Linked DNA regions of Homo sapiens: all the other regions are linked to region 1. The links are chromatin contacts, found by Hi-C or POLR2A ChIA-PET in ENCODE. All regions are on one chromosome and are shown on one strand. The core of a region is the stretch at or near the end of the contact, and the rest is flanking DNA. Distances in the headings are between cores, read along the strand shown.

Region 1 (6,424 bases), core at 3,924-6,423:
CATGATAGAATGCAAATTATGCTTCAGAGTTTGTCCCAACTAGATGCAAAGGAGCTGAACTTTCATATTTCCTCCCCAGTCAGAAAGTGCCCTTACACCTGGCAAGGTAGACAAAATAAGAAGGACAAAAGCATTAGGCATCTGCATTACTGTTCCATGTGGGGTCACCTGGGAGCCTCTCATGGTCCTGGCTGAGATGAAGGACAAGAGAAGATGTTGTGCTATTGGATGAAAACTGTGAAAGAGTTGGAAATGCCTTCATCCTCATAACGTCACAGCTTCCTCATCTCCAATGCTTTATTGGTGGGAAGGTCAATTGAGATCATTAGTGGAGACTAATACACAAAGGAATTGGGTGCCACCAGGGGAGGGGACCTACTGGAGGATTGCTACTTCCTCCTGTTGGAGAGCCCTGCTGATGTCACCTTATGCATTCCCTTACTTTAAGGAGAGATCATCCAGATTTAGTATGATTTTCATTCCTAGGAATCTCTAGGAAAGGGAACGTAATTGCCTTCTAGTCATTCATTTATTCACTTATTTGTTTACTCACTCATTTATTCACCCATAAACATTGAGCCAAGCAACATGTTCTGAAGAACTATTTGAATGAGGATATTTTAAGCCATTTATAAAGCAGTGTCTTACCACTGTTTCCTGGCCCACTTCTCCTCTCAAGAGGAAATCACACAGTCTTCTGTCATTGCTCCAAATTCCTTCAAGTGCCACCCACAACTGGAGGCTTCAAACCCATGTTCTTCCATTCTGGGCCTACGGAGGAGAAGTTTTGTGCCTTAAGCTATGGAGGAGTCCTGCATTTGGGCACCTTTCCTTTGATGTATTGATGTAGAGTACTCCCGCTATCTTTGGATCTTCAGTTTCCCTCATGTGAGCTGAAGCCAGCAACGCAGAAAACAAGAGGCTGAGCGCTGGTTATCATGGGCGTCTATGAGGGGGCAAACAGAGGGGAACAAAAGAAACAAAAAGCTCATTGCTAAACCCCTCCAGCCTCCTCAAAGCCTTAGAGTTACGTATACATAACAAATGTTCCTGTTGGGACCCAGAACTGTGAAGGAATGGGCTGGATGGAGACCAAAGGGAGAGACTGGGCTGGGGTTGGGCTGGAGAAGGAGAAAGGCTACTGCTGGTGGTTGGGCAGGTGAAGGTGATGCTGGTCATTGTCCAGCTTTAGGTCTGCTGCTGTGAGCTTATGAACTAGGAGAGTGGCAGAGAGAGGAGAAGAAGGGAGGAAGAAAGAAGGGAGGAAGCAAGAAACGGATAGAGGGGAAGAGTGAAAGAGAGAGAAAAACCATAGAGTGAGGAGAAAGAGACAGAAAGAAAAATAAATCAGAGACAGACAGAATAGAGAAAGAAGAAGCATGACTCTGTGTGTGTGTGTGTGTGTGTGTGTGTGTGTGTGTGTTTGTGTGTGTGCATGTGTGTGTGTGTGTGGTGGGGGGATTGCTGCCCAGGGTCCCTGGTTTGGAAATTCAAGGGGGTTGCAATTCTGGAGTGTGGTGAAATGGCCTCAGGGTCTCAAGAAGCTAACGGCAGGCTCATGCCAGGCCATAATAACAGCCTCTCGGTGGCTCCAACCCACTCTGGCCTCTCAACTCCCAGGAACACTAAATTCACACAGGCGCAAAATGTAACCCTGCTTCAGGCCTCGCAGCCTAATAGCTACCGTTGTGTTTGCACTGCACCCGCAAGCATCACGGGCAATTAAGAAAGTCGTCCATTGCCATCGTGGGCTGCCATTTACGGGTTGGAGCCTGGAGCCCCTCCAGGCCAGTTAGCCCTCTGATGAGACACAAATGAGCAGGGAGGAGTGTTGTTTCCCTGGGAGAAGAACTCCTGCCATTAGCTGGCAGATCCCAAAGGGAGGCAAACAGAGGCTGCTGTGGGCTGATGGAGGGGGAGGTGGAGATGGAGATGGGGAGAGACCAGGAGCCCTGCTTGCACGGACAGACACGTGCACACACAGACACACCTTCTCACAGGCAGTTGTGTGCTAGCATGCACACTCATGCCACCCCATCTTGAACATAGACTGCAGACATGTTAGTGCATGCAACACATGTGGGGCATTCACACACTCATGTGCATGCACACACAAACACAACTTTATGCACATGCTGGCCAGCAAGTGTGCACATTCATGGGCTCACACAGGCATTCGTACCAAGTGTACATGTTATAGATATATTTATTTATGTAAATCATGCTCGCACACTAGCTGGCACTTTCAGAAACACAAATATGTGTACCCAGGCACATAGATAAAAGCCTGGATAAATCCAGGCTCATATACATAGGCACACACAGACAAACACATCCTAATCTTTTCATCTAAAATCCAAAAGCAAGACAGTTCCAAAGACCTTTAAAACATGCATACTCTAGACTTCCAACTTCTTTCCTGGCCATGAATAAGAATGGATTTGGGCACTGGGGCTGATTAATTTGTCCAGTAGAAGACAAAAAAGAGCTGGAAGAGAGTTGCCCTTTCTTTGTTCTGCTTTGAGCCATGGCCAAGGCCATGTATGTGGTTGAAAAATAATTGGTGGTGGACGGCATCTTTTCAGGACCCTACCACCAGCCATTTGACCTTGTTGCCATCCCAGGCGGATGATTTTTAGGCTCTCAGGAAAGAAAATTTCAAAATATTCTTGATCCCATGAAAGTAGAACTCACACCCCTCACATCCATGAAGTCTCTTCTCTTCGCTAGCCTGCTCAGCCATAAGGGGACTGGATTGAATGAGTAGAGGGCTGTGTATTGCGATTTGGTGATTTTGATTTTCTCATTTTTGAAATTGAGTTTAGAAGTGTTTTCATCCTTTTCTGAGGTTTGGGGTTTTTCCTCTCTCAACTGCCTTCCTCACCCCTATTTCCCGCACTGTTATTAGGGAAAGAAAATTGGAGACCGTGTCCATTTTGAGCACGTCTCCCAGAATAATTGTGCCGTGACACACGGGGAGCGCAAACGGAAAACAGGAAGCCAAGCTGCAAGGGCTCGTTTGAAACTGGCAAACTTTGCAGTCAAGTCTTCAGCCAGAAAATCCACAGATGGCAGCCATTTCCCACACCACTTCCCTCCACATCTGGTTCCAAATGGAGGCTGCCATAGGTCTGATCTGTCTCCTGTGGTGGGGGTGATGACCTTCCCCATCAGCCCCAAGACCAAGTTCAATGCATTTGCTGCTGGCTTCACATGGCCAATGCTGGAAGCAGCAGCCCCTGACCACCCTCAACTGCTGTGACCCATGGAGCTGGGGCTCCATGTGAAGCCTTCCATGGACATTTATTTTGGAGGCTTTTTGGCAGTTTTGGCAGATTTGGGTCAGAAGTGGCTTCAAGAAGCCTAATTTACTTAACTACTTTCATTGTACTTTAGTGTCCTCCTCATCTCAATCTTATAATTTCTCTTAATTTTCAATAAAATGTGCTGGAAAGATCAGATTATTGGGGTATGGGGCTGTCAGAGTGCTCTAATGAGTGAGTAAGATGTTGTAGAAGGATGCTGACAGCAACTGCAAGATGTTTGCAGCTCCTAGGTTGGCAGCTAGTGAAAAAGAAGTGGCAAAGGATGTCTTGGTGGGTGATTTTCCTCTAAAACAGGAGCTAGTAGCATGACCTCCCCAAGAGTCATTCTGTTGCTTAGAGGCAATGATAAGTATTTCACTATTTAAAGGGCTGTCCTCAGGGACAAGGAATCACGAGATTATTCTGTATAGCTGTAGAGGGCTATTATGGGCTGCACTGGTTTAGTTTTTCTGCATAACAAAACTCTACAAAACTTATTGACTTAAAACAACATTTATTTAACTCATAATTCTGAGAGCCAGCAATTTGGGCTGGGCTCAGCTGGGTGGTTCTGCTGACCTGGGCCAGGCTTGGCTGATCTCAGCTGGGGTTCATACATGCATCTGCAGTCAGCTGTCATGCTGGCTGTGGGTTGTCCCCAGGACTTGAGAGAGTAAGAGTCTAAGCTTAGGAAGGCCTAAGCTGGGATGACAGAGTTCTCCTCCATGTGTTAGTTCATCCTGTAGCAGACTATACTGATCTTGTTCTCATGCCAGTGACAGGGTTCAGAGTGAGAGAGCAGAAGTACGTGAGGTCTCTTGAAGTCTAAGTTCAGTAATGGCATGACATTACATTTGATCAAAGCAAGTCATAGATCAGTCCTGCAAAGTCACATGTTAAGGGCATGGATACAAGGAGGAGTGAAAAAGGGTGACCATTTTTACAACCTACCACTTGGGGGACACATTTTGACCTGATATTCAAAGCTCCTTCTAATGAGTTGAGCTGCTCAGCCGTGGGACAGATTGTCCTGCTGGCCATGGGCCTGCTGTAGAGGAAGGACTACCTCTCAGATGATCAGAATGGGACCACTGGGCTGCCAAAAGCCCTTCTGATTCCAAGTGTTTATTTACCAGGAAATTATTTTCACCTACCCAGAGTCGAAGATTTTCATAATTAAAGAATAGGAAAATTGGAATAATTTCCCAAATCCTTGACTGCCCCATTCATGGCCAAATTTCTTCACCCCCCACCCCCTGCCACCATTGCTGACCAGCCTCCTCTCTCTTCCATTCACTCATGTTGCACCCCCAAGTCCTGGCCTTGCCCACGTGTACCTCTGATCACATCCACCAACCTGTCTATGCTTAGTGTCTTGTTGGGGGTAGAGAGCAGAAGACAAAGGAGAAAGCATGCTCTTAAAGACAAAGGCTGCTGGACTCCGAATTTATATTATAGTCTCTAAAGAATGATGTGTGCTGGAGAAGAAAAAAGACACAGCACGTGCATATTTTTCAAAGAAATGCACACGTGCGGAGAGTGGAAAATTAAAGAAGCCAACAACCCAAACCGAAGTTGGTTCTGAAGGAGGGAGATATAAACTTGAGCTCCAGAGCTGGAGCCAAGACAGGAAGTGGGCTTGGCTTGCACGAGGTGCATATGCTGCATGGAAAACCACTCTACGCTGCTCAACTCCCTGTCTTCCTAATTCCCCTCAGCTTCCAGCCTCTGCTGACCCTGGGAACAATGCAGCACTGTGCTGAGACTGTGCCTTTTGTAATGGCCTGGGAGAGGAAGAAAGGAGAAACTGGTCTGGGCGTCTGCGTGTGTGAATCACCCGTGTCACATGGCCAGGCCGGCTGCAGCGTCTCCCCGGGTCTGCACAGGGCACACAGGGAGCATGGCCTGAGCCCATGCCTGGAGGCTGGTCAGCCAGCTGCAGAGTGCCCCACTCTGAACCACACAGCCAGGGAGAGGATGGAGAAGGGGGAAGGTCTGGTGCCATGAGGGCCTTGGAGGACATTCCTTGTTGCCGTGGGGGCAGGCTCTGGGCCCTGGATGTCCCCCGCAATCCCAGATCATTTGTGGAGATTGGGTCTGATGTTCGTGAAAGTCACAGACTTTTTGGTTCATCACTGAGACCTGCAGGACGCTGGCTTGTCTGTTGATTCAGGCAAGACACGTCTCCTTCAGTGTGGGGGCTTTCTCCAAGGACCAAAATATGTCCAGGGTATGGAGAAACCACCTTATTCTGGAGAAAAGAGGGTACAATGAGGTGGGCAGGAGCCAGGGCTGTTCTGTTTTCTAGAACCTTCTAAATCCTGGCTTTAGAGTCACAAGCAAGAGACGCTAAGGCAGGCTCCTCGGAGGGCAGGTTGGAAGATGGTTGGTGTCAGGACAAGAGGAAGATTCGGGCCAGACACCAAGAAAGGCCTGCGCTGTTTGAAGACAGAGCAGATTACTGAGGGTGGTTGCAGCACCCCCCCAATCCCTGTTTCTACTTGGAGAGGGCTTGCACTGCGTGGAGGCACGGGAATGGATCTGTGACCCTGGGCAGTCGGAATTAACCTGACCTGGCCAGCCGAGGTGCCTTCTCACAGACACCCTGCAGAGGGCAGTGTGGTACTGCGGGCAGGACTTTGTTGCCTCATCAACTTTTCTTTCCACCCTGCGGCCCTCCTAATCTTTTAAAATCAAAGCTGCTTAGACACAACCTGAGCGCTGCTTGAATGACATGGATTTAGCCTGGTGCTCTGGGCCCCCTTTGCTGAGGGAAGCCCTCCAGCCTTGGATGTGCTCAGAGAGCTTACCTAACTCTCCCCTCTGCCTGCTTCCAGGCCTTGGGGACAACAGCTAAAAGTGGCTGTGTAGATGGGCAGAATTTGGTTGTACATATGTAGAGCCTCAGGATTTTCAAAACACATTTTCATCTGCTCCTTGAACCCATTCTTAGAGGTGGATGGGATGCTCCGTTTTATAAGAGAGAATTGAGACCCAAAGAGAGGGGAAGTGACAGCTCACGGGGGCCCAGCTGATTCGAGGCAGAGACACGTGGGGGACCCTGGTCTTCTAACCCTCAGTCCAGTGCTCATTCTACCCCTTGCGAAGCCCCTGAAATG
Region 2 (5,829 bases), core at 1,104-3,603, 280 kb after region 1:
AGCCCGGGCAGGCCATGGAGTGCAAGCAGTGCTGCTGGAGGCTTGCCTAGCTGGTCACTTTCCTGCTCCACCGCTAAAGTTTCCGCCCTCACTCAGGCCATGCTGAACATGGCTCTGTGTGGGGCTCTTCCAAGATGCTCCCAGTCTCCCCTAAGCTGTGTTTGGGAAACAGTGTCGCTGGTCTCCTCCTCCAAATATTCTCAGGTTCCTTCCATATCTAGTTGGAAATGTTCACTATGCCTCCTTCTGATCTTGGGGTTCACCTCGGGAGTGGGGAGATTAGGACATGTAAGTCACATCTCTCTGCTGTATTTCTGTCTTTCTCTCCTGCTCACAGCCCCCTTGGGATACACAGATAGGTTCCCTTTCCGCTCTGGTCTTCAGAGTAGGGTGTGTGTACAACATTCCTTTATTTTCTTCCCACCTGGCAAGTGATTTGCCCGTCCCTATTTCCTGAGACATGAAGGCAAATAGGGTGCAAGGAATGAGAACTTGTTTTCACAGATAAGTGAACATGACCTTTGAAGTGGTTAGAAAAACACAGCAATCACACTAGCATACATAGACCCTTGAGGCTGGCTGGGAGCCCTGTACAAAAAATAAAAATAATAAATAATAAAGGCTGCTTTCTGGCTGAGAAGGGAAGGGAAGAGTGAGGATTGTCAACAGTATGGGGGTAACAACTCCACAGGTTCTGCAAGTTTTTCTCTCTGAAAAAGAGGACTCTTGACTTTTCCTGCTTTGCTTTTAATTTCAAAACAGCACACATACTTTCATCTCCCACAGGATGTTCCTAGGAGCAATAACGCCAGGGATGAATTTCTTCCCATCACATGAGCAGGATGGCACAATGAAGATGCCCCCGGGAAAGACCCTCCTATTTTTTTCTAATTCAGAAAAAGCAGAAGAATAATATGATACACATATCCCCTGCTCATATTTAAAATGTTCACTTTTTGTCACTTAGGCTTCAGATAGTATATCTCACAGTTAAAATTGAAAACCATTTTGTTCCTCCTCTCCATCCTAGTCTTGCTTCTTTCTCTCCAGCGATGACCACTGTCAGTAATTTGATATATACTATTCCGGTCCATGTTTTTATTAGCTCATTACAGATTTTATATATCAGATAATAGATGGTATTGCTTTGTAGTTGTAAAATTTTGGCTGAATAATACACTGCATGAATTGTTTTGCAATTTGTTTCCAGTAAACAATATGTTTTTGAACTGTATATTTTCTTGCATATAGATACAATCCCTTCCTTTTTTTTTTTTTTTTTTTTCCTGAGATGGAGCCTCGCTCTGTCGCCCAGGCTGGAGTGCAGTGGCATGATCTCAGCTCACTGCAACATCTGCCTCCCAGGTTCAAGCAATTCTCCTGCCTCAACCTCCTGAGTTGCTGGGACTACAGGCACACGTCACCATGCCAGGCTAATTTTTGTATTTTTAGTAGAGACGGGGTTTCACCATGTTGGCCAGGCTGGTCTTGAACTTCTGGCCTCAGGTGATCCTCCCGCCTTGGTGTCCCAGAGTGCCGGGATTACAGGTATGAGCCACCACAACTGGCCAGTCCCTTCATTTTAAACTGCATTTAAGTACTCAGTTTGTGAATACAAATATCTATTAATTCCTCACTAAAAAATATTCGTTTTTCAATCTTTTCTCCCAGGGTTTTATTTTTAATAATAGGAACAATTGGCTCTACCTAATACTTCAATTTCAGCCCAAAATTGGCCAGAAGACATCGTTGCCTTAGAGCAGCCTGTCTTCCAGTTGACACTGAACTGCTGTCGACCGGAAGATGGTTGAGAGTCCACATGTGCCCCCAAATAGTTGCAGACTGTGTGTGCAGGGCCTGATTCTGTTCTCTTCTCTGGAAAATGGGATCGTAACTGTTTCTATCTTCTTGGGCTGTATGAGGGATTGGTGGTGTGGAGCTTGTACCACAGTGTCAAGCAGACACCCCTGTTCATGCTAATACATACAGTATTTAATGCCTGGTATAGACCTAGACCCCTGACTCCCTGGCCAGTTGTTTTTCAAAGACACTCCCTGCCTGTGTTACCACTGTTGGTAAGACCATGTCTCAAAGAGTTAATCATCTGGAAGACAGAAATCTAACCACAAGAGGCAGAGGCAGTAGGCTGTAGAGTTAAGTGGCAGGCTCACAACCCCAAGTGCTGTCAGTACTCACAGCTTCTTCACGCCAGCAGCTGTCTGTACTCTGGATTGTTTTGAGCGTGTCTTTGCAGGGCTTGCTTGTGCCTGCCAAGTTCAGCTGCCTGCAGAAGCACAGCTCAGAGCCGTCCCTATAGGCCTAGTCCTTGCACAGGTCTGGCCAATCAGAGCTCTGTTACCAGGCAGAGCCTCTCTCTCCAGCTCTGGTCACTGTCAGCCTAGCTGTCCAGGCACCCTTCTGCAATTTTCGTTTGAATTGATTTTTTTAAAAGCACCTGATATACACTTTTCTTCTTATTCTTCTCCTTCTAGTCCTCTATTCAAGGCCCTACCACAGAGACACACAGGAACGGAACTCAGAATCACAAACAAAGAAACTTTGATCCAAGAAAGAAAATGATCTTTAAAAAGACCCTCGTTTCATGCTGGCCGATGCTGAGAAAATCTGCTCTGAAGGATATTTGGAGACACTGATTAAAAGGTAGTACCATCACCACATATTTAACTTCCCCCTCTTTTTCCTCTGCTTCTAGGAGTAGAGAAACCAACAAAACCAACCGGAGAGAGATGGTTTCAAACAATCTGTCCCCCACCCCACCACTATTCACACCTTTCACAAGGGCCCAGCCACAAAGCCAGTGCAACATGACATCAATCATCAGCAAAGTGGAGGTGACAGACCCTGCCTTTCCCCTCTTATGGCATATTTGCTCATCTTCTCTCTTCCCCACTCCTCTCTGATAAGAGAAAGGACGAAAGCAAGGCAAGCGCATTCCTGAGCGGGAGCTGCAAGCGCCCAGGCTCATGACTACTGAGGAGCACACTGGAAGGGGAGAAAAGGAGGGGGGAAGATTGAGGGACCAAGATGGCGGGATAAAATGCTGTGGATGGAAGGGCAAGTTCTCCTGGGGTAGGAAGTATGAGGGGTCAGGGAGTTTGGGATGCCAAAGAACAGGAGAAGATTGAAAGTTTAATAAGCAACCTTGACATATGCTATGGCACATCCTAAAATGTTAGAAGAGATGTGAGTACAGGTTGGAATACCGGTATACCCATGCTGTTTTGAATTCAGTAATGCTTTGATACTGAGACATGCCCCACAGCTTTCTAAGCATTACACTTACTTATACTGCATTTTTAAAGCAGTTTTATAAGAACATATGTAAGTAGATCAGTACCATTAAAATGGGGTTAATTTTTTTTCCAAGTCACAATGGTGTAGGGCAGGTTGTGGTGGGAGGATTAATTATCTAGAAATCTGGCTAAAGCTAATTATGAAACTGTTATTGCTAAGAGAAAGGGGGAATTAGGCAGAAAGCCAGTCTACCTTGCTTCAAATGGATTTTCTCTAGATATCTGATCCTCTCAGTCTCTTCCTTAACCTCTCCTTCTCTTCCCCCTTTCTAGATGGTTGTCCCAGTGGAGGGGGATTCTTCGTGTTACGTAGATAGGAAGCACGATGCAAAAGTGTTGAAGCAGGAGTGTAAAGAATAATTAAAACACCTGGTGAGTTCTAATTTTATTTTTGAAGAACATAGCTTCTAAACAAGTGTAAAATACAAGCCATGGCCCTAAAAGCCAGGGTCTAATGAGTTAAAAAATGTCGTGGTTCCCATATCTTAAAGTTTTGCAACTCCTCCCCCTACCCCAAACAAAAAGAATCCTTTTAGGAATGAATATTTCATGTGTTAAAGTGACATTTTTTATATTAGGATTTTTTAAAGGTTCCTAATAATCTTTTTCTTAGTCTAAATTCAGGCAAACTTAATACTTTTGATTTTAAAAAGTAAACAGCAGTAAGATCTCATTTTTAGAAAGTTATGCCTATCAGTATACATTGAGAGATCACAGGAACAATTCTTACGTAAAAGTAACAAGAGTGGTCTTAATGATGGAATACTGGAGTGATTTTTTAAACTTTTTTGTACTTTCCAGCTTGAATAATTTAAAAAACAAAACTATATATTGTTTTATACAGGTAGAACATAAATTTTTTTAAAGGAAAAGAGATTAGGCAATCAGTTGCTTGAGAAGTAATTGAATGCCAAATATTAGGTTGGTGCAAAAGTAATGGTGTTTTTTGCCATTGAAAGGAATGGCAAAAATCGCAAATTACTTTTGCACCAAACTAATACTTTTTCCTGTAGATTTCATGAGGTTTCCTCTGTGTGTGTGTGTGTGTATCTGTGGGGGTGTGTGAGAGAGAGAGAGATAGGGAGAGAGAGAGAAAGAGGGTAGCAGTGCCTCAGTACATCTATTCCCAGGAGACATTTTGTGATATCTGAGTTCTAAGGAATGAGGACCAGACAAAAGGGGCAAAAGCAGTAAGAGGAAAAATGGAGATCAGGAAAACTGGCCATGACTCAGCAAAAACACAGTGACATTTTCAGAAACCCAAAGCCTCAGACATTACAAAGTCGCCCACACCCCTTACTTCTGAAGAGAGTTGTCCTGGCCCTCCCCATTTCAGGTGGGCTCCAGCCTAGGCTGAGTAAGCATTGCGAGCGAGGAGTGAGGAGGCAGGTGGGTGGATTGTCCCTTAAGGTGCAAGGAGGAAACAAGTGCCCTGTCTGTGGCTGATTGAACTGGGGAGGACCAGAGACCGGAAGGTATTCTCAATAGCCAGTATTTCTCAGAAACAGCGGAAGTCTCCCAGACAAAGCAGACGGGTTGGCATCCCTTTCTTGAGAGTCAGTAAGAGGGAAAGGACTGAGGCAGGCCTAGCCAACATACCAGGGACAGTGGTGAAATTTCGAGAATCTGGAGGGTCTGCCAGCTGTGCTTCCCACAGCAGCTTTCAATGCCTGCCCCTGAAAAGCTGGCATATACCTGGCTGCCAAACCATAAAGGGACATACCTAGAGTGAAGGACCAACTGCCCTTAAATTCACTGCCTTGTGCCAGCTCCTAAGTTACTGTAGGGATCTGTGTGGGTCTGGCCCCTCTTCATGGGCCCTGGGACCCTTCAGAAATCTATTCTTGTGCTTGGCATCCCATCTTATCTTCTCCTTGCTCTGCTGTTAGGTGATGGGTGAACCTATCAACACCCTATCTCATGTCACCAAGTACTCAGATTCAAAATTGAAATCCAGTTCCTACTAGATCACTAGCCCTCCTCTTTTACTTCAATTTCTCATAGCCTACAAAGAAAAGAAGAAACAACACATACGAACAAAAGATCAATTAAAAAAAACAGAGGAGAGATTTCCTGGCATTGGGCTGGGGGCACAGCAGGAAATTCTAGCCACACAAACGATTCTCCATGGCCAGAGAGTTATGCATCATGACCCTTGGGTTGAGCAACCCTAATGCAATACCAGGGTGTTAAAGGGCTGGAACTCTCTTGCCCTCTGGTAGGTCAGTTCTTAGCTGTAATATAATTTTACAGATGAAAAATTCCAGAGAGCAGTGACTTGCTCTGTGTTACACAATGAGACATAAATACAACGTACAGCAGCCACATAGGCCTAGTACTAATTATTTGACATCCTAAGACCTTTCCTTTATTGTCTGAAGTGGCTTAGCTGAGATGAATATCCAGCATGTCATTACAGCGGGAAGCCAGGCCAGCAGACTTCATTGTCCTCAATTCTGTCTCAGTTACACTAAGCTTTCCTACCCCATTACCTAAGTTTTGAGATGTAAAGTGG
Region 3 (6,455 bases), core at 3,395-5,894, 340 kb after region 1:
TTCCTTCATCTTTTTCTGTGCTCTGCCCATATGACAAATATTGCACCTGCTCCCCCTCTCTCTTTCCTATGTACCCTGCAGTGTTTTTAGCCATACCATGAACCACATCCAATACACTGAAGATTTACTTATTTATTTGTTTATTGTCTGTCCCCTACTCCTAGAACATGAGCTCTAGCAGGGCCCGCACTTTGTTAGCTTCAAGCCTGGAACAGTGCCTGGCACATGGTAGGTTCTCAGTACATATTCACTGAGTGACTCTGATGGCGATACCTACCATTGAGAACATTGAACAATGAATGGAGTTTGGAGAAGCAAAGAAGGATGGCTGATAGTGAGGAGAAAAGCAAGTGACAAGCACTCATCAAGGCTGGACTGGGATGGAGTCTTTGCCTCCTGAATATGTTTCATTTTCAGAATTTTATGTTCACCCATCACCGATTTCCCCTTCCCAAAGGTCTGCCCTGCATAAGTCCATAGCTACATAGAGATTCTGCCACATCTACAGAATTGGCTCTACCATTATTTCTTTGTGCTTAGTCCATGGATGTAAGTGGCTGGGTTAAAGGAATTTAGACTAGGGAGCTGGGTTAGCCATTGCTGTTCCAGGGTGAGTTCTTGATATACATGATGAATAATGCAGCAGATGACTGGGTTGGGGGCAGAGTAGGAACTGATGGTGGGAGGCAGAGTAACCTTAAAAGGAAAACAAGATACCGGGCGCGGTGGCTCACGCCAGTAATCCCAGCACTTTGGGAGTCCGAGACAGGCAGATCATGAGGTCAGGAATTTGAGAGCAGCCTGACCAACATGGTGAAACCTCCTCTCTACTAAGAATACAAAAATTAGCTGGGCATGGTGGTGCGCACCTGTAATCCCAGCTACTCAGGAGGCTGAGGCAGGAGAATCGCTTGAACCCGGGAGGTGGAGGTTGCAGTGAGCTGAGATCACACCAATGCACTCCGGCTTGGGCGACAGAGCAAGACTCTGTCTCAAATAAAAATAAAAATTAAAAATAAAAGGAAAACAATGAAAATGTGTGTGTGTGTCTATGTGTGTCTGTGTGTGTGTTGAGTGACAGAGAGAGAGAGAGAGAGAGAGAGAGAGAGAGAGAGAGAGAGAGAGAGAGAGAGAGAGAGAGAGCCAAGCATAACAAATGCTTACCAAGAAGTTCCAGGTCATCCAATAATTCTTTTCAGCCTCTCCCATCTGTCATCCTGAAATGCTGGTAAGATTGACTTCAAGGAACACAGTCAACTTTTGTTTTTGGAGACTGTAGGGTAAATATTGAAGATCTGGAACTGTTTGGCTCAAGACTTCAATGCCTTGAATAAAGCTGCTGGACGGTTTGGAAGCCACCTGGCCGGAAATTTAACTTTTGCAGTTTGGGGTATTTTTTTTCCTTCCTATCCTTTAATTCCTCCCTCCCTCCCTCCATCCACCTTAACACCAAATTAGCAATTTGGATGCCATAAATGTAGTGTGGACATGGGTACCAGCCAAGGTCACGAGGCTCAGTATATAAGAAGTGAATGCCAGCTGTATTTCAGAAAGAATTTCCAAGGCTGGAGAGGCAGAGGGAGGAAAGATCTGGGTTTCCTGATTGTGGCTTTTCCTCCCTTTTCTACACGCACACACACACACACACACACGCACACACACACACTACCCTTTTCTACTTTTAATTTCCTGTTTCTATTCTGGCCCTCTCCTATCTGGATTCAGGCCTCCTCTCTTGGTCCCCCTGCCCATGGATGCACTAACTCAACACATATGAAAGTAAAATTAGAGAATGGTCTGTATGGACCCAAACTAATAAAAACAATGGATAGACTAGAGTGATCTCCAAAACTTAACAAAGGCTTTTGAAACCTAAATTCACATTCTGGGGCATGTGGGGGAGGGGAGACTAATAAATGTAATATACTGAGAGAACTGAATTCAAACAAATATATCATGATTTTATTTGCCAGAAATTAAATAAACATTACTCGAATTTATGAGTTTGCTAATTATTGCCTGTGTCTTCAGTATTAAAACTAAGATCAAGACCTTCCTCTGTATATAACAAGAAACTATATCCAGCTATTTATCTACATAACAATATCTGTATCTGTGTCTATATCTCTATCTATGTATATCTGTATCTATATCTAGCTATCTGCCTACCTGTGTAGATCTAGATATATTATAATGGCTCAGCATTTGCATTCTGTGGTCAATGCACAGCCTACATGCATGCACTTTGCTGTAGTTCACAGTCAGACTCAATTTCTGACTTCTAAACACTAAAATTTCTTTATGGTGCAGAACATTGTACCACAGTACTCCAAAACATCGCCCCCATAAAAAAATCTACCCAATACGAAAAACTAAAATAAAAGCAAAGAACAGGCTGCAGCTATGCATTTGAATTAGTTTGATGGAGCCCATCCTTGTATGTTATTGTGAACATTGTATTTGATTTGGGGTGATTTACAAAGGAGGTTCATATGCCTGGGCCCTTTGAAAACCCTAAACTCTATTTAAACAGTGGATTTATAAATGTGTATCCTTCACTCATCAAGCATTTTTGAGCTTCTGCTGTGTGCCAGGATGGTATCAAGACTCTGAGGATATAGAGTCAAAGGAGTATAGTCTTTGCCTCAAAGAATTCACAATGTCATCAGGACTTGGCCGATAACAGTTGGAGGTGATAGGTGTCAGGATAGCAGGTGGTAGACACAGAGTACAGGGGAACCTCTAGGAAGTGGACTTGACTTCCCAGATGCTGTCTGGTGAAGGTATTTTTCCTGGAGGGGGTGATGGTGCTTTGGCAGATTCACAGGCGTTAGCCAGGTAGAAGGAATGTGGTGCTCGGTCTGAATGTGTTCAGGGAGCTGTGTGTGCAAGGCACAATCACCCTAGAAGGGCTTGTGCCACTGTAATTCTGTGCCTGGAGCCTCCAGGGCAAGGCTGTGGGAAGAAGCCAGACTGATGAGATAGTGAGTGAGAAACAAGATCCCAAAGGGTTAAAAAATCTCCAGGTAATTTGCAAACCAAAGGTTACCATGTTCATGTTTGTGTTTTGTAAAGATGTTTCTTCTTTAGCTCCGGCCTATGATTATCTCCTTGAGAATGGATCTACTTTCTATCAGTTGACATACACAGTTCACAAAGAAAAGACTTACTAAATTAGATTATGTAGAATATGAAGCACCAATTAAAAGCAGAACACAGAACAAACAGAAGTGTTGAGTGCAATGTATGCCAATTTTTAAAAATATAGCCAGTGTTGTCACCACTAGATACCTATTGGTTCAGTAGGGTTGGTAAACTTTTAAGGACTGGCAGGTTTTTAAAACCTTTAGCAATGTAATGCTAAGAGATGCTGTCTTTGAGGACTTTCAGATGAATCCTGGAGTGGAAGGTTCCTTTGGCTCTGCCTCTTGGAGGAATTGTCAGGTAGGAAAAGAGGAAGAAACTTGTTCTGGAACAATTTCAAAAGGGGCCATGTGTCCAGACTGGGGACAGAGAACCTTATCTGATTCAGGCTGTACCCTTGACATGAGGCAAAGAGCAGGTCTCTGGAGTCAGACAGCCATCGGCGGGGAATCTCAGCTCTTTTGCTTGCTGGCTAAGAACATTTCTCTGTGCCTCTGTCTCAGATACTCACCACAGCCTACCACTTGGGGCTATTGTGAGAATTAAATATAAGTTAATGTGTATCCAACAATTAGACTCATGCCTGCACCTACTAGATTCTTCTTAAATATTGGCTATTATCATACTGTGTGATTTCCATTATAAACTTAATGAGGCACCTGGCACATAATTAGATGCAGTAAACATTCATTTCCTTTCTCATTCAATACTGAGAAAATAGACATGGAGTGACGGGTATGATGGAAAGAATGTAGTTCAGGAGTCAGGGGCTTGGTGTAGATGGTCTATTGATGATCCGCCCAGCTCTGAATCTTTGTCCCTCCAAGCAGAGCCAGGGATCTGCCTATGGTGTGTGACTCTGGTTATTACTGTGCTGAGCCCCCTGCCCTGCGCATGGAGATGCACAAGCAAACCCCACATCTTGGAAAACTGCATCCTCTTCGAGGCCAGGAAACTGCTCTGTGCCACCCTGTTTCCCAGGGGCCCCAAATAGTCTTCCTCCATTCAAATGCATTTGCATGTCCTCCAAGTCTGACTGAGGCTAGAGGGGATTTCTTGTAATCCGTGGCACATTTCTTTTGATTTGAAACTCTCTCTCTCTTCATCTTTACCAGGGTCCCAAGAGGTGAAAAGTCCACTTTAGTAGGTGCCAGGTTCAGGAATTCTCACAATCCTCTTAGGCTCTGAAGAGCCCTGAGATTTCTCTGTTAGTACAATGGCCTGATTGTGCCGCCCCGTCGCAGTCCATTGACAGGTCGTCAGGCCAGCTAAAAGCTCATCTTAAACAACTACCTCCAAGCTTAAATCCAAACACCACAGCTGCACTTCTGGAACCAGGTTTGTTTTCCCAGAATATCAGTTACAGCATTTTAAAAATGAGCAACCTCATTATCAACAGTGTTTCTGAGAAGCAAGCATTCTTGTAGAAAATGCCAGCTCTGCAGGGCTGGCAGGAGCTACACGGCACACACATTCTCTTGCCCGCCACCCCCAGCCTCAGGCATCACTCAGCCAAACCCACGAGTGCAGTTTAGCAAAAATGAACACCAGAACTTCATTCCTATAAAGGAGCGAGGTTCCTGGGTGCCGGAAGAAGGGAGTGAGATTTCCTTCCTCAGAGGTCCTGGAGAACAGGAGAGAAGCTTGTTCCCGTAAAGAGTCAGCCTCACTTTACCAGAGGGAATCTTGGATTTGAACCTGGGTTTTATTTCCCAGCTTTGGCATCTACTAGTCGTGTAATCTTCAACAAATACTGAAATTTTCCCAGCCTCAATTTTTTTTGTCTGCTAAATAGCGGTAATTATTTCAAAGATCAAATGAAATTATACACAGGAAAAAGACTTGCAAATTAGAAGGCCTTTAACATTTAAAAAGAAGTATCTTATTCCTCTTAATATGATCTGTTCTTCTTTTATACATACATGTGTATGTGTCTGAACTAATCAGGCTGCTGTAACAGGAGACCATTGACTGGTTGGCTTAAGCAACAGACATGTATTTCTCACAGTTCTGTAAGATGGAAGTCTGGGATCAAGGTACCAGGCTGTTCGGGTTCTGGTGAAGGCCCTCTTCCTGGCTATGTCCTGGCATAGCTGAGAGCAGACAGAAAAGAAGCAAGCTCTCTCCTGTCTCTTAGAAGGACACTAATCCCATCAGGAGCACTCCACTCTCATGACCTAATTACCTCTCAAAGGCCCTGTCTCCAAATACCATCACATTGGGGGTCAGGGTGATCATAGAGCAGCATGTAGCTTACCTCTCTTCAGTTAAACCGCAAACCCTTAAGAGTTTTGGAGGACAACAGTTAATTCAAAATAAGTTCAAAACACTGCTCTTGACACAATGCGAGGCACAGAGCAGACATGAAATAAAAGTATGGAGGAATTATTAAATATTATTCATTATCTATTTAAGAATGCAGGAAATTATGTAACATATTGTTTTTTTAAAAAATCCAAGTATACTTATATCTACACACAGATATAGACGTATCGTGTGTATGTGCGTATGTTTCTTTACCTGCAAAGTGTAAATATCTCTTTCCAGAAGACTCAGCTCTCAATGATTTGTTTGTGTTTGAGGCAGCTTGGTGGCTTATGGAGAGCATGGAATCTGCACTGAGAGATACTTCCATTCAAAAGACCTGCTTCTTACTCGTGCTGACTTGAGGCACATTACCTAACCTCTCTGAGCTTTGAATACATCCGTAAATTGAGTCAATGCCTCCCTCACCAGGTTGTGGTGAGGATGGAATGAGATAGCACATGCAAGGCATTTGTCATCATGCCTGGCCCTCATTACTCACTCAATACAAAGCTGTCATCCTACCAACATGACAAATGGGGGAAGAGGAGGGAAGAGAGTGACAGACATGTGGTTTGGATGGCTCATGCAACAGGCGTCCGGGGGTGACGGGTAATGCACTTTGAAGGTCCCTATAATAATATAACCCAGCTCCATGCAGAAGTAAGCCCAAAGGAACAGAGGGTCAAATTAGAGTTTTGAGGCTGAGTATATGTCTCCATTCTAATGAAAAACCTACGGTCAACCAAGGTTGATCTTTTAGAAGACACTTTAAGAGCCTGTCCAGCACTTTGGGAGGCCAAGGCGGGTGGATCACGAGGTCAGGAGATCGAGACCATCCTGTCTAACACGGTGAAACCCCATCTCTACTAAAAATACACAAAATTAGCTGGGTATGGTGGCCCACGCCTGTGGTCCCAGCTACTCAGGAGGCTGAGGCAGGAGAATTGCTTGAACCCAGGAGGCGGAGGTTGCGGTGAGCCGAGATTGCGCCACTGCACTCCAGC
Region 4 (6,344 bases), core at 3,741-6,240, 320 kb after region 1:
GCTCTTCAATTCAAATGCTGTGTAGATTCTTTGAAACTGGAGTTACTGCCCCTTGTCACTCTCAAGTCCTGCTGCCCAAAAGACCGGGCAATTTTAGCATCCTCTGAGTGGGGAACCAAGCTCCACCATCCAGAAGCCAGTTCTGCTCTGGTGTGATCCCCAGGAGAAAGGAGGTGCCATCTGAACCAATGTAACCACCTTAATCATTACAGAGACTTTGGAGGATCAAAGGCCCTCAGCACTGGCTCAAGCTGAGTGACTTAAAAAAACAAACAAACAAAACAACCTCTGCCCTCAAAAGCCTGGCATGTTTTGGGGTTCATTTCAAGGAATCTCTAATCTGAGATGAATTTCTAGAGCTGTCTGAAACGAAGTAGTAAGTTTCCCATATCTGAAAGTGTCTAATCAGAGACTGACAAACCACATAACATCAACTTTGTACTGGAGTTAGATGATCTCAAAGGCCCTCACTCTATGGCAAGGGTCTATGTTATTCCTTACTCACCGAAGAGGCGGTTAAGTGCAGGGAACTTTAGATACAGCAAGGGAGAATGAAATCAGATTTCCCACACCGAAAGTTGTTTATGTGGCGGGAAACCAATGTGGTGTGTAGGACAAAGCCTTGGATTTGGAGTTAAGACACTAGACAGAACGTATCAATCAGCTGAGTGGCTTTCCTACTAGTTGCTTCTGATAAGTCCATGTTCCTTCACCGATCACATAAGAGCATGGGGTCAGATAATCTCTTAGTCTCCTTATGTTGGAAATTTTAGTTGGGAGCTCATAGTTAGTCAGAAAATTATGTTCAAGCATCTGAATACAGATGAACATATGGCAGATCCACAGTGAAGAAATAAAACCCATAGGACTTTCCAGGACTATGCCATTGTTTACTTAAGTTCCTGGCTAAGAAAAGAGCATGTTGGGGGACTGGATTAGGAGGAGAGTTCTTGAAACCTTCTCCATCAATACTACGTAACATGGTTATGGAGGCCTGGAACCTCCTTACTAAGTATTGCTCCGGTGTTTACAGTGTGTGCCTCAGACCAAAATAAAGAGAGAGTCCATGTTTTAAATCCCCCAGAGTGCTTTCTTCTGCAGGCTAGGAAAATGCTTCTGCCTCCACCCATGCAGGGGCTGCCATACAAAGTATCATAGACTGTGCAGCTTAAACAACAGAAATTAATTATCTTACAGTTCCAGAGCCTAGAAGTCCAAGATCAAGGTATCTCCAGGATTGGCTGCTTCTGAGGACTGTGAGGGGAGGGTCTATTCCAAGTCTCTCTCCTTGGCTTGTAGATGGCCCTCTTATAATTTCTCTTTACATTGTCTTTCTTCTGTGCATGTCCTGTATCAAAAGTCTCCCTTTTAATAAGGATATCGGTCATATCAGATTAGGGCCTATCCTAATGACATCATTTTAATGTGATTATATCTGGAAAGAGCCCATTTCCAAGTAAGGTCATATTCTGAAGTACTAGAGGTTACAATGTGAACATATGAATTTTACAGAGACACAGCTGAACTCATACACACTACCCATACCATCGCACCTACCCCACTGAGTCCTGTCACATTCAGCAGGATGGATATTTGCTAGTAAGTCCTGAGAATTGCCATGTGGTCTTTTAGGTTCGTCCATCTTATTTGGCTCCATTTCTTCCCAGATCTTTAAAGTAATATTTGTTTCTAATATTAATATTCCCTTAGATTTGGTGGGTGGCATATATGTATGTGTGCTTGTGTGTGTGAGAAAGAGAGAGGAGGTGAGGGGGGATTTGCACAAAGCTTCTCCTCCCAGAGCTTCTGCTCAGTAGAGAAGTGGGGTATTTCCTGGTGGATTGTATGTGAGCCCATTTTCTATACAGACAGCTAGCCTTGAGCTTTTGTCTCAGGGCTTTCCTGAGGACAGTCTTGATACATGAATAGGAATGCTATGATTTCCCAGAGTGAAGCAGTAGCCTCACATCCACACCAACAGGAAAATGGCTTGGTATAAATCCAGTCTCATCTCAGTAATTACCCCACCAGGCATTTATGTTGGGCTGGGTCCCAACACCCTACCAGGATAGCCGTCATCTCCACTGTGGGCTCAAATGACCCACTTTGCAGCTGAGTTCATCCTGGAACCCCATGGAGGAAGGAAGAAGGGAGAGTGCTGAGGGTGGGTCTGCTGCTGTATGCTGTGAATCCATGAAGGCTGGGGCCACTGGGCTGGGTCGTTCTCAGGATGGAGACAGTGCCTAATGAAGTCCCCACAGGCCAGAGTATCACCAGGGAATGACTTCTAAGCCCATGCTCCCAGTTTATTTTTGACTTTCTTTTGGGGTTAACTGCCAAGGATAATCCATGATCTTGTTTACTCTGTGGCTGGCTAAATATTTAAGCTGACTAGAAATAAATACCTCAAGTCTACATCCCCTGAAGCAGTTCCTCCAACTTCATGTAGTGGGGCTTTATGAAGCACAAATGAGGGAAGCAGAAGCCAGCGGTTTTGAGGAGGAAGGATTCATGCAGGGAAGGCTAGGAGCCCGATTCAAGTCTTAGTGACTCAGTGGTTAAGAAGAAGACTTTAACTCCTGTCTCTTGGCTCCCAAGTGGAGAGCTGAGTCCAGCAGACTAATCCACTGCCTGACCTGACCCAGCTCTACAAAGCTGTTGGTTGAGAATTCCAAAGGCCATCATGAGCAACAAGTCAGTCCTTGATGTCAGCCTCTCAGATCTGCCAGCCATGAAAACACTAGATCTTCCCCAGTTTCCAGAGTCAGAGAGAGAGTTATCACCTTATTATAATGCAATCTAACTGGAGAATGCTGGTACATGACAACATGAGTTTTACCTATCATCAGAAAACAAGCAAATGAAACAAACATAAGATGGCAAAATTGAGGGAAAGATGTGGTCATCAAAAAAACCCACAGTTCTCTATCCTCTGAAGATCCTTGGGAGTGTGGTAGGAAATAGACCACATTGCCTACCACTTCCAAAGAATTAGCATTTATAATAGTTGACATTTAGCAGGCATATATTATGTGCCTCAGGCATTGTGCTAAACGTACATTTTCTCATTTAACACTTTCCATTGAATCCTTACAAAACTCTTCAAGTTAGAAACAATTTCTAAGAGTGGTGAGGGTCAAATGAACTAATGCATGTAAAAGTGCTTAGAAATTATAAAGTGTTGGCTGGGTGCAGTGGCTCAAGCCTGTAATCTCAGCACTTTGGGAGGCCGAGGCGTGTGCATCACCTGAGGTCAGGAGTTTGAGACCAGCCTGGTCAACATGGTGAAACCCCATCTCTACTAAAAAATTTAAAAATTAGCTGGGCATGGTGGTGGGCGCCTGTAGTCCCAGCTACTCAGGAGGCTGAGGCAGGAGAATCACTTGAACCCAGGAGGTGGAGGTTGCAGTGAGCTGAGGTCACGCCACTGCACTCCAGCCTGGGCAACAGAGCAAGACTCTGTCTCAAAAACAAACAAACAAACAAAAAACAAAAAAAAAAGAAAGAAATTATAAAGTATTAAAAAGATGGGAGGATTCAACGCATGTTATTTTATTAAATGACTCCTAAAAATTCCTTTGAGCCTAAGACTTACGTAATGAAATAATAGATGTCTAAAAGATATGTGATCCAGCCCTATCACATACCACAAAACATCACCTAGAGAAGTGACATCAGCCTTTTCAGAGAGGGAGAGAAATGTTGTACAACCTGCTTAGGGAACCACAATAATGTACAACCTTCCTTCAATAACCATAAGGATGCTCCGGTCAAATAAGTTGGCCACTAACAAAGACCTACGTGTTGTCAGTTACTAGCTGTGGAGGTTCTTCGTTGCTTTTTGCATCTTGGTTAGTGGCTCTGATCAGGGATGTAGAATTTCCAATTTGACCTCTCCTGGCCTCAGTTTTCACACCAGTAGAATGGGGATATTTCACATGTTTGTACTAGTGCATTAAATGAGTTGATCTATTTAAAACATCTGTCAAAGTGCTGACATACAGGAGCTCATAAAAACAATGATTAAACACCCACTGTTTCAGCCCGGTTTGGAAACTAAAGACACAGAGCTGGTGGGGCTTACTCAGGGCACTGACACGTTCTGTAAAATGGGTGGTATTTGAAAGGAAATGAGTCTCCTGGCATAGGAGTTGGTGGAATGTATGTGTCCTTCAGGCAAGATCCTTGTTTGTTCTTGTTCATACAAAGCCACCCACCTTGCCATTGCATCACTAACTCCTCGTTGGCAATTAGTTGTTCTGGAGTGTGGAGGCATATGAAGGAGTTTGTTTGGGACACTGTAGAGATCTGTTTTGTATTTCATTAAGACAGCTAGAGGGGCCAGCCCAAAAGCTGAAGAGCATTAGAACAGCCATCAGGGTCTATACCCCAAGTAAACAGCTTGGGAGATGTATAGCTGCACTGTCAAAAGAGGAACTTCTGAATCAGACAGATCTCTGTGTTTATAGGCAAATTTCTTAACTTCTCTGAGCTTCAGCTTTAAGGATTAGATATAATAATTTATATAAAACACTTGGCCAGTGCATAATAGATATTCCATATTATGTTCATTTCATTGTTTTTCCAATTATTATTTCAATTATATTCCATATTATTATTTTCAAACCACTTTTATATACATTATTTTAAATTATCTCATTTGGTAGTGAGATAAGACAGAAGAGCAGAAGAGAAACTAGAACCAAAGATTCTCAGAAAATTAATTAAATGAGCTGATGCATTCCTGGCCCTAATATTTCCCACTCTGTGTTCTAGTTCTGATTCTGACACCACCCCAATCAATCAGCAGCTGGTTTGCTCTTTGTTCTCTGATGAATTCCATGGACTAAATCATCTTCAGGTGGTGTGACTGAAGAATGACTGTACAATCACATGTGTTTCAGAAGTGGGACATTAACTCTATCCATATTTGGAAGTTGGGGGTGTGAGGGCAGAGGGGTGGAGGGGTGCAGGCTGAATCGCATGGCTGCTATTGAGTCATAGGTTCTTTCCAAAGATTGGCTGTTGAGTTCTGAAAAGCGGATCATCTCTGGCCCTAAATCTTCAGGGTTGCAGAGGCACAGCCCCAGATGAAGGAATTCTTGGCTCTTTCCCATGGGCTCACTGCCCTGCACGAGGTCTGTGGGAGTGCTGGCAGAAGCAAGATGAAGGGAATAAAGAGAGAGGTGGAGCTTGCCATATCTGGTAAGTGCTGGTGCCTGAATTCTCCTTGTCGGCTACAGCTCATTATATCTAAGACCTCAGATTGGATACTCATCAGCTAATTATAGCCTGAGACCTCTGGAAGTGTCCCTAGACATCAGTTGTCCCCATTTAAACTGAGTGGGGGGGGGGGGTGAGGTAGTAGCAATCCTGATCCCTAAGACCACGAGACTCTGACGGTTTCTGGGTCCAACCCAAAAACCTATCTTAGCAATTTAACTGCGGATCATAGAGAGTGGGCAGGTTACATCATGAAGAGAAGTAATATCAGGAGAAGCCCCTGGGATGGCCTTGCCTGCTCATTTGATCAAGCCTTCCCATTACTCATGTTTTCAGAAAGTGCTGCTTGTCTTCTTTTCCATGTGCCCTGTGTGAAAACTTAAAAAGTTTGGAGATGGCAGATCACGAAGAGCCAGGGTAGGAAAGTCAATGTGGTTGTCTTCTGAACACCCAGCGTCTTCCATTCCAGAGCAGGTGGCAGCAGAGAGTTGACACTGCCTCCCTCTCACACTGTACACACACACACTCAATGCATTGTTATTCTTCATTTTGTGTGCTCAACATGTTTATTCTACTGTGTGTCTGTTGTTTGACTGTTTAGGACAGAGTATTGTACCTCAAGTGACATTCTTCTAGCAAAGGACCCTGTCCTTCAGCATTATTTTTCATAACCTGGAGCTGTTCCACTGGTAAACAGCCTGACTTGTCTATTTGGTACTGGTTATCACTCAAAAATATTATTTTTTTGTGGGGGGACACAAGGTGACAAAGTCTGATTTCAGAGTATCTGAAAAGCCTTTATACTTTACTACGAAATGATCTGTGATTTTCTCCCAGAAGTCTCAACCTTTAGAATTTTTTTTCTCTAGCTGAAACCTTTGTTCCCTGGCAAAATGCTAGAGAAGTGCTGTACGAAAGGGTGCACATTAATGTTTATATCTCAGCTACACTGTAATGATGATGAGTATCGGCTTTTATAGAAAATTAATTTTGGGGTGGGGGTGGCAAAAAAAGAGATAACTAATTTTGCAAGGGAATGGATGAAGACCACTTGGCTGGGGTGGCAGAAAGGGGAATAAAAGGGGAGATGAGAGGGAAAGGAAATGGGGCACCCTTTAAGA

What was found. Hi-C counts contacts between places; a loop is a spot of excess contacts on that map. ChIA-PET counts read pairs that join two places held with the same protein, here RNA polymerase II (POLR2A). Pooled maps may share reads with other maps.
Region 2: a map of heart left ventricle shows a loop between it and region 1 (2.2-fold over the local background). The contact joins two enhancer-like sites. A Hi-C loop is called at or near these places in 2 of 168 maps with a recorded cell type or tissue (heart left ventricle and prostate gland) and 5 of 50 pooled maps.
Region 3: a map of MCF 10A shows a loop between it and region 1 (21-fold over the local background). The contact joins two enhancer-like sites. A Hi-C loop is called at or near these places in 4 of 168 maps with a recorded cell type or tissue (IMR-90, MCF 10A, PC-9 and 1 more) and 7 of 50 pooled maps. POLR2A ChIA-PET finds 5 or more read pairs at or near these places in 3 of 52 experiments (GM12878, PC-9 and activated T-cell).
Region 4: a loop to region 1 is called in a pooled map, with 5 times the contacts of the local background. The contact joins two enhancer-like sites. A Hi-C loop is called at or near these places in 3 of 168 maps with a recorded cell type or tissue (IMR-90, PC-9 and mesothelial cell of epicardium) and 1 of 50 pooled maps. POLR2A ChIA-PET finds 5 or more read pairs at or near these places in 2 of 52 experiments (BJ and GM12878).

What each region holds. Positions count from the first base shown.
Region 1 is chr2:217,713,165-217,719,588 of GRCh38, reverse strand. All of the region lies in intron 2 of DIRC3 (disrupted in renal carcinoma 3), which reads left to right. Among named protein-coding and RNA genes, the nearest start is that of DIRC3, 74 kb to the left of the region's middle. RefSeq lists an enhancer at 5,815-5,864. Within about 2 kb of position 5,173, at least 19 of the 41 ENCODE cell types and tissues checked have a DNase peak (open chromatin) inside an H3K27ac peak, as active enhancers do; they include heart left ventricle and prostate gland, where a contact is called at or near this core.
Region 2 is chr2:217,430,780-217,436,608 of GRCh38, reverse strand. DIRC3 (disrupted in renal carcinoma 3) reads left to right here. Exons shown (of 13, transcript NR_186301.1): 4 at 2,493-2,661; 5 at 3,588-3,686. Among named protein-coding and RNA genes, the nearest start is that of DIRC3-AS1, 150 kb to the right of the region's middle. Within about 2 kb of position 2,353, at least 14 of the 41 ENCODE cell types and tissues checked have a DNase peak (open chromatin) inside an H3K27ac peak, as active enhancers do; they include heart left ventricle and prostate gland, where a contact is called at or near this core.
Region 3 is chr2:217,370,062-217,376,516 of GRCh38, reverse strand. All of the region lies in intron 8 of DIRC3 (disrupted in renal carcinoma 3), which reads left to right. Among named protein-coding and RNA genes, the nearest start is that of DIRC3-AS1, 91 kb to the right of the region's middle. RefSeq lists an enhancer at 5,322-6,455. Within about 2 kb of position 4,644, at least 5 of the 41 ENCODE cell types and tissues checked have a DNase peak (open chromatin) inside an H3K27ac peak, as active enhancers do.
Region 4 is chr2:217,392,502-217,398,845 of GRCh38, reverse strand. The region is part of intron 8 of DIRC3 (disrupted in renal carcinoma 3); the gene reads left to right. Among named protein-coding and RNA genes, the nearest start is that of DIRC3-AS1, 110 kb to the right of the region's middle. Within about 2 kb of position 4,990, at least 11 of the 41 ENCODE cell types and tissues checked have a DNase peak (open chromatin) inside an H3K27ac peak, as active enhancers do.